Regions from separate parts of the Homo sapiens genome. Here all the other regions are linked to region 2. A link is an interaction called in ENCODE POLR2A ChIA-PET data of the cell type or tissue named here. Cell type or tissue: CD4-positive, alpha-beta T cell. All regions are shown on one strand.

What was found. ChIA-PET counts read pairs that join two places held together with the same protein. Peaks named below come from ENCODE experiments on the same cell type or tissue, not always from the same donor. Only the 100,000 strongest peaks of a DNase experiment are listed, where the experiment ranks them.
Region 1: POLR2A ChIA-PET joins it to region 2 with 18 read pairs; 17 of 35 experiments call an interaction of 5 or more read pairs at or near these places.
Region 3: POLR2A ChIA-PET joins it to region 2 with 10 read pairs; 18 of 35 experiments call an interaction of 5 or more read pairs at or near these places.

What each region holds. Positions count from the first base shown.
Region 1 is chr1:26,691,604-26,694,103 of GRCh38, reverse strand. LOC124900417 (translation initiation factor IF-2-like) reads left to right here. Exons shown (of 2, transcript XM_047439473.1): 2 at 1-2,196. It overlaps LOC101928728 (a long non-coding RNA gene), which reads left to right. Exons shown (of 1, transcript NR_135804.1): 1 at 1-2,194. Among named protein-coding and RNA genes, the nearest start is that of ARID1A, 3.2 kb to the left of the region's middle. RefSeq lists enhancers at 1,089-1,188, 905-1,419. In CD4-positive, alpha-beta T cell, a CTCF peak has its summit at 1,445; DNase peaks (open chromatin) are centred at 963 and 1,573; H3K4me3 peaks cover 1,864 bases; H3K27ac peaks cover 1,519 bases.
Region 2 is chr1:26,863,793-26,866,292 of GRCh38, reverse strand. It overlaps SFN (stratifin), which reads right to left. Exons shown (of 1, transcript NM_006142.5): 1 at 1,837-2,500. The coding sequence ends at 2,334. Among named protein-coding and RNA genes, the nearest start is that of SFN, 1.9 kb to the right of the region's middle. RefSeq lists enhancers at 786-1,095, 1,306-1,435. In CD4-positive, alpha-beta T cell, no CTCF peak of the experiment used is centred here; DNase peaks (open chromatin) are centred at 347, 1,122, 1,472 and 1,982; H3K4me3 peaks cover 2,207 bases; H3K27ac peaks cover 1,573 bases.
Region 3 is chr1:26,798,861-26,801,360 of GRCh38, reverse strand. It overlaps PIGV (phosphatidylinositol glycan anchor biosynthesis class V), which reads right to left. Exons shown (of 4, transcript NM_017837.4): 4 at 702-2,500. Among named protein-coding and RNA genes, the nearest start is that of PIGV, 12 kb to the right of the region's middle. RefSeq lists an enhancer at 1,028-1,277. In CD4-positive, alpha-beta T cell, no CTCF peak of the experiment used is centred here; a DNase peak (open chromatin) is centred at 990; H3K27ac peaks cover 2,292 bases.

The DNA of each region.
Region 1 (2,500 bases), 170 kb after region 2:
TTTATTCTTCTCCCCTCCCCCGGCCTCAAGCCAAGAACCAAACCAGCCTACCAAGAAGATCCGACTGACTGGTATGGGCCAGTGCCCTCTTTTCACTCACAGTCCTCAGGGGCAACAACTCTCCCCGGTGCATTAGGTCCTAGAAACCAAATTATAGGCTGCCTCATAAATAGAGCTTGGCTATTTAATCAACTGCCCCTGAGCTGGCAAACAGTCCTGAGTCCTGCACACAAATGAGGATTTTTTTACATGCCATTACTCTGCCATTTTCCTTAGAGCTGGGGTGTAATGGGAAACCTGGAGCCCAGTGAAAATCTGGAAGCTAGAATGGATTTCTCTCCAAAGAAAGCCCTCATCCCCTTTCTTCAATGGCTGTGAAATATGGAAAGCGCCAAAAATCTCCTTCCCTACACGTGGGCAAGCTGTTTTGAAAACAGTCACCATTTTTCTCTAGCAATAAGGTAAAGTGCACAAAAATCTATCCACCTGGGTTGGAGGAGATAATGTGGAATTTCTCTACTTTTTTTTTTTTTTAATTCACTAGGGTTCTCTTCCACTTTTACTTTTAGAGCCCCACACCACGATCCCAGGAAATGTTGGGCTGAGGGAACTTTTTTAGAAACTGGCCCATCAGCTTTCCCTAGGGGCAGTGGCAACGGGAAAGCGGGGGAGGGGAGGAGCTGGGCACGTGGCTGGCCCGAGCAGCGAGACCCCGGCTGGGGGCAGTGGGTCCTCCCTTCGGTGGAGTTTTTTCCCCCACGGCCCCTGCCTTTTAACCCCACACCCAGGCAGCTCAGGAATCCCGGCGCAGATTGGAGAACTAGGACTAGGACAGCGCTACCCTCGCGAAAGCACCTCGGCCAACAGCCTGATGGCAAATATGGACTGAATCGTTGACATGGAAACCGGACTAAAGTCTCGCTAGCTCTCCCTCACAGGAGAGTTCTTATCGCCGTCCCCGACCGCACGGCACTTAGCAAACGCGGACTGGATTTGAGGCCTGGAGGATCAGGCGGAGTTTCTGGGCGTATTAACTCCAGCGGCAGAGCAGCCAAGGAAGGGGGCAGGGCTGCCAGGACAAACCGGCTGAAAATGGCAGAGGATGTGCTCCCATTTTATCCGGCTGCACAGCGTGCATGGATTGGGCCCGAGGACAAGGGAACAACCTATTAAAATCCAGAGAGTCAACTGCAAAATGTGGAACCGAGGCCTGGAGGGTTTGCTAGGAGAGGGAAACGTTTGCAGGGAAGACAGCCCTTCCTTTCTCGCAATTTGCTTCCCCTAAATGTCTGAAATACAAAACTCAACAAACAAACAGAAGATCGGGCTCGGCTCCTTCCTCCACCCAATCCTTGTGGGAGAAGTCGTCTTAAGCCCAGGGACCCTAGCGAGGGTTTGCTTAGATTCCTAACTAAGGCGTGGAGAATCGCTGGAGCGCCAGGTTGTTGCCCCCACACGTTCCCGCCGCGGAACAGCAGCAGACACCCAGCAGAGCTCTCTCGAGTGCGAACTGGAGCTGCGAGTTTGAGCAAAAGGGCAACTATGTCAGTTGACGGAAGCCAGAAGCAGAGTTCAAAGCCTGGCGTGGATTTCCGTCTGGAGCTGTCTGTTCTTAAAGTTTGTAACTCCGTGTTAAGAAACAGCCCCAGCGGAGGCTTTGGGATCGGTGTGAAAGTCTAGCACTACCATCTGACAGCGAGCTGCAAAACTTTGGGCTGCATATTAAGCGAGGAAAGTGGATTGAAGCGAGAGTCAAGGCAATTCATTATGTTACCGGCTCCCATACGGGAGCTGTAAAATACGAACTGGATGCACACACGGAGAAAAATGGAATGAACTCGGAATGGCATTCAACAGCTCTTCGCGGTAAAACTGTGACTGCCAAGGATCTAGAATCCCAAAGGAGCAAACCAGGAGGCCTCAAACTTGGTTGGCACACAATAAATGCTTTTCTAGATCTTTTCCCCACTCATCTCAAACTCTTAAGCAATTTGGGGTCATTTATATTTCAGAATAAGGAACACATTTTGAGAAATGTTAATTTCTGAATGAGACTTTTTTTCCCCAAAGTAGCTGTGAAAAAAAGAGCCTCAGGCATAAGTCAGCCAGCTTATTTTGTCTCAATATAAATTAAAAATTACCCTCACCACCACCTCCACCAAAACTGAAATAAAAAATAAAATAAGTAAAAGTCCAGGCTGGTCTGGCTTGTGGCAGGTTTCAAACAAAAATAACACCCAGGGCCAGTCTAATATGAGGAAAAAGATACCAAGGCTTTCATATTCTTCTAAGTACAGCCTCACTCACCAGTCTCACTGGTGAGCTTGCTGACCAGTGAGCTTATTTTTGTGGAAAAGACTGAGTAAAGCTACTACTAATATTTTTTAAAAAAACAAAAAACAAAAAAACGGGACTGGGGTTTCATAAAACCACTGGGCAGATCAGGAAATTTGGATTTCTTATTTCTGCTGAGCTCATTGAAGATTTGTATTCACCAACT
Region 2 (2,500 bases):
GGAGGCTCAGGCAGGAGAATTGCTTGAACCCGGGAGGTGGAGGTTGCAGTGAGCCGAGATCGTGCCACTGAACTCCAGCCTGGGCGACAGAGCGAGAATCTGTCTTAAAAAAAAAAAAAAAGCTAACATTTGTTGAGTCTGTCCTATGGGTTACTTTACAGCAACTATAAAAGGAAGGTACTGTTTTTCAGTTCCCCTGTTTATAAATGAGGACACAAAGGTAAGCAAGATTAAGAGCCTTGGCCAAGGCAGGCTGGGAGTCAAACCCAGGCTGTCTGAGTCCAAAATCGCAAATTTTCTCTTTTTCTTGGGTGGGGGGACCGAGTCTCGCTCTGTCGCCCAGGCTGGAGTGCAGTGGCGTGATCTCGGCTCACTGCAAGCTCCGCCTCCTGGGCTCATGCCATTCTCCTACCTCAGCCTCCCGAGTAGCTGGTACTACAGGTGCCCGCCATCACTCCCGGCTAATTTTTTGTATTTTTAGTAGAGACGGGGTTTCATTGTGATAGCCAGGATGGCCTCGATCTCCTGACCTCGTGATACGCCCGCCTCGGCCTCCCAGAGTGCTGGGATTACAGGCGTGAGCCACCGCGCCCGGCCAAAACCGCCATTTTCACTCTTGTGTTAGCCTTTAGTCCAAGCCCCTTATGATACAAGAGGGAAACTGAGGCCCAGGGAGGTATAACGGCTTTTCCAAGGTCGCACAGCCAGCCAGGGACACAATCCAAGCCTCTCGGCGACAGGTCCAGGGCTGCTTGGATTTCGGAGTGTGGTGGGGGCATCTTGGCGGCCTTTTTCCAGCCAACCCCCGCGGCCGGCCCGGCCCAGGCCCAGCCGGGTGAGCTGATGACTCAACGGGCAAGCACTGCATTTTGCGATCCTGGCTCGTCCCGCTGCTCTAGAGGGTTCCCAGCTCTCGGGCCGGACGGGCGGCAACTTGTCTGAGTGAAACCGGGAAAGCTCCGCCCCTCGGCGCTCAGCGGGCGGCGGGGGCGCCTCTCAGTCAGTCAGCGAGTCGTGGTGTCCGCCAGGCCTGGCGGGCGGCGGGAAACTCGCCGCGCGCGTTCCGCCGCTCACTTTCCCATTGGCCAGTCAGGCCCCCGGGGCGGTACCCTGGGGCAGCTCCCTCCTGTGATTGGGCGGTATTGGCCTCGGGCCCCGCCTCCAGTCCAGGGCTGCGAAGGCGGGACGGAGCAAGGCGGCTGCAGGTTCCGGCGTGTTGCTGGCTGCAGAGAGCTCAGGCAGCGGGCTCGGTAGGCACAGCTCCCAGCGGCCCTTCCCACCCAGCTCGTCCTTCCTCCCCTTCAGCCCGTTTCCTTTTGTCTCCATCTCCGAACTCTGTGGGACGTGACCCTCTCCTAAGATCTAGGCTTTTTTGGCGGCGCTATACCCCTTCCTCAGATCGTACTCCCCTCCGCTGAGATCTGAGCCCTTGATGAAACTGTGACCCGCCTGCAAATCGGGTGCTCAGTGCCGCTCACTACTGCGGCGCTGTCCTTAGATCTCACGCCGGAGACTTCACTATTTCCTGCCCCGCTCCACCAGAGCTCGTCAGCCTCCCGCGCCGTGGCTCCCACTCACCTCCCCTCAGCCCGGCAGAGGAGCCACGGCGCCTCCTGTGGGTTCACCCGACCCTCCCGGTCCCGTCCAGTTTGACTGGGGCCGCCGTGATGGAGAGAGCCGGACCCCGGCCTCACCTGGACTCAAAGTCTTGCGTGCGGGCCACTGAGCCACCTAGGGAGTTCAGGGCCCTAACTCAGAGGTCCAAAGTCAGGGTCTCTAAGTCAGATTCCAGTCCCACTCCCAGCCCATCGCCAAGAACTGGAAGAGAGACAGGAGGAGTGTCACAGGGGAACTTTATTGAGAGGAAACATGGTCACACCCAGCAGACATGCTTTCCCTCAATCTCGGTCTTGCACTGGCGCGCGCGCACACACACACACACACACACACACACACACACACCCATCTCCAGCCCCTGCCACTGTCCAGTTCTCAGCCACAAGGCGGGACACTCCTCAATTCCTACGATCAGAGGCAGCAGGGGCAGGAGGGAGGCAAGAGGAGGGGAGAAGTAGCCTGGTCCTGGGGTCGGGAGGAAGCGGGTGCGGAGAGCAGGGGTGGGGGCATGACCAGTGGTTAGGTGCGCTCAACAGCTGCAAGAAGAGTGGGATCCCCAGCCCCAGGTGGCCTCAGCTCTGCCAGTCCCTCTCCACGGAGCCCTTTGGAGCAAGAACAGCGCCTAGGGGAGAAGGGTGGGGCCTCCCACCCCATACTAGTCCTCTCGGCAGGGTGGGGGACTGGAGGGGGCAGGGCGGGGCGGTGGCGGGCAACACTCAGCTCTGGGGCTCCTGGGGAGCCTCGCCCCCCTCTTCCCCGGCGTTGTCGGCCGTCCACAGTGTCAGGTTGTCTCGCAGCAGCTGCATGATGAGGGTGCTGTCTTTGTAGGAGTCCTCGCTGAGGGTGTGCAGATCAGCCATGGCCTCGTCGAAAGTGGTCTTGG
Region 3 (2,500 bases), 65 kb after region 2:
GCTCCATTCACACTGGTTTCTCCCTGTCCTATCCTGTTCCATTTCCTGCCTTCTATATTCATTCTGTACCCTGAACTTTCAAATCCTCCCTATCATTCAAAGTCTAGCTCAACTATCATTGGTCCATGAAGTCTTTTCAGGTATCCCAAGCTGGAAGGGATCTCCATCTCGTGTAAACTTACAGAGTACATGCTCTCTGCCTCACTTACCTTTTTCTAAGCACACAAATAAAACTTGAATTCATTCTAATCATAAAAAGTTCAAGTAGGGCTGGGCACGGTGGCTCATGCCTGTAATCCCAGCACTTTGGGAGCCCAAGGAGGGTGGATCACGAGGTCAGGAGTTCGAGACCAGCCTGGCCAACATGGTGAAACCCCGTCTCTACTAAAAAATACAAAAATTAGCTGGGCGTGGTGGCGGGCACCTGTAATCCCAGCTACTAGGGAGGCTGAGGCAGGATAATTGCTTGAACCTGGGAGGCGGAGGTTGCAGTGAGCCGAGATCGCGCCACTGCACTCCAGCCTGGGTGACAGAGCAAGACTCCGTCTCAAAAAAAAAAAAAAAAAAAAAAAAGTTCAAGTAGTGAGATACAGAGCAAGAAGCTTCAGTGTCCTTTCACTCCCCAGAATTTATTGCTTTCTGCCTTAATGTTTCTGTGTCTGCTAGCAACTCTTATTAGACAGTTATTTGAGGACAGGAGGCATAGCTGAGTCATCTTTATTCCCCTAAAATAGGCATTAATAAACAATTACTGAAAGAATCAATCAGTTTCAAATCCCTTGAGCCTGCACATATTACATTTTCAGATGACAGTGAGAGGGTCTATTCAATAAAAGTAACATTTTTCCAGGAGGACTGGTAAAGGTATGTCAAACACTCTCCTCCCACCTTCATTAAAGAACAAAAAAAAGCATCTACTTCTAGGTACGTGAGGCTGAGGCGTCTGGTTTCTGTTTTAGCAGGGTCTCAGAAGGAAATGACTTTTCTCTGAAACTGTAGACACCCCACCTAGCTGTGGCATTGTTAGGCCTCAGGGTAAACAGGAAACTTCCTGCCTTGGGTCCTTCATGTCCCTCTCCCAGACTATTAAAGAGACTGTTAATAGGATGGTAAAAGGACAGCTGCTGGTCATAAAATCAGCCCATTCCTTAGCTCCTTAGAGAACAACTAAATCCCTGCAAGGTCAGAGAGAAAACCTTGTCCAGCTCATGCCAGGTGCACCCACCTAGCTGGGCTCCTGTTACAAGGTTTCTGGGCATGATGAGATCTAGTGTGAAGGTTAAACTGAGACTGCCAGAGCAGTGACATCACACCTACTCTGTGGGGTCTGAGTCACCTCTTCCAGTAGAGGAATAATCAGTCCTGATTATCCCCCAAAAGGAGGCAAAGAGGAGAGCGAAGAACCCAGTGCTCCTACCTCGGCAATAAAGAGCTGAAACAGGACCCCAACACTTCCTGCACGCAAGGTGGAAGTCTCTGGATTTGCAGCTGTTGGCAAGGAGAAAGGGAACAGTTTCTGCCAACTAACTGGAGGGACACTAGGGCAGGGGTGATCATCGTTTGCCAAGAAGGGCACTTGGTGTCTTGGCAGAAGGCAGAGGGCTGCCCTGATCTGTGTGTACATTTTCAGAAGCATTTGACTCTGAACCAAATTCTCTCAGCTGTCCTAGTGCTGGGGCGATGGATGGGAAATGCTTATTGGCCAGGCTGACCAGAAGCTCCAACAGAGGGTGCTGGGGCTCAGCCAGGAGCTTCCCTTCAGCTGGCAAGTTGAGCTTTCTGTCATGGTCAGAGGGAGTGTGTCAAAATTCCAATTCTTGAGGCTTTCCAGAAGCTGCTTATGATTACCCATCTGTTTTGAAGAGTTTCTGCTTACTGGATGTTTTGGCTTAAATGGGAAATAAAAGAGGTGATGGATGATACAGAGCCAAACTCTCGTCTGGCTCAAGGAATGGGCAAAAGTAGCTCAGCAGGGGCCAGTGATCTTACTACCATTATAGTGATAGGCTCATGACCAAACGGGGGCCAGGAAGCAGGGCAGATACCATTTCATTCCACCTTGGACTTACGTACAATTTACCAATTCCTGCCGCCGTGTTGGCGCCTCTGACCCATGTCTACTGATCAAGTAAGCAGGCATCTGAGAACGGCACAACAGGCACCTTATCTGCCAGATGTTACTGCTTTCCCTCATTGAAAGGAAAGACCACCTAAATTACTCCCAAGAGTTGCACTCGGTGGAGGAGGAGTTTCTTCTAATTGCTGAAAACAGGAGAACTGGATATTTTCTCCTAAAATCACACATTTAAGCCTCTACATTAGCATTTAGACTGGGGTGATTCTGTTGTTTAAGGCAGTTCTTAAGATGTTAGAGCAGAAAGGGACCTACAAGAGACTGCATCATTCACCACCACCCCCTGAAGAATATCATCATTTCCCATGGTTTCAGAGGTGGTAACTAAGGTTCTGAAAACTCTCCCAAGTCACATGGCTGGTAAAT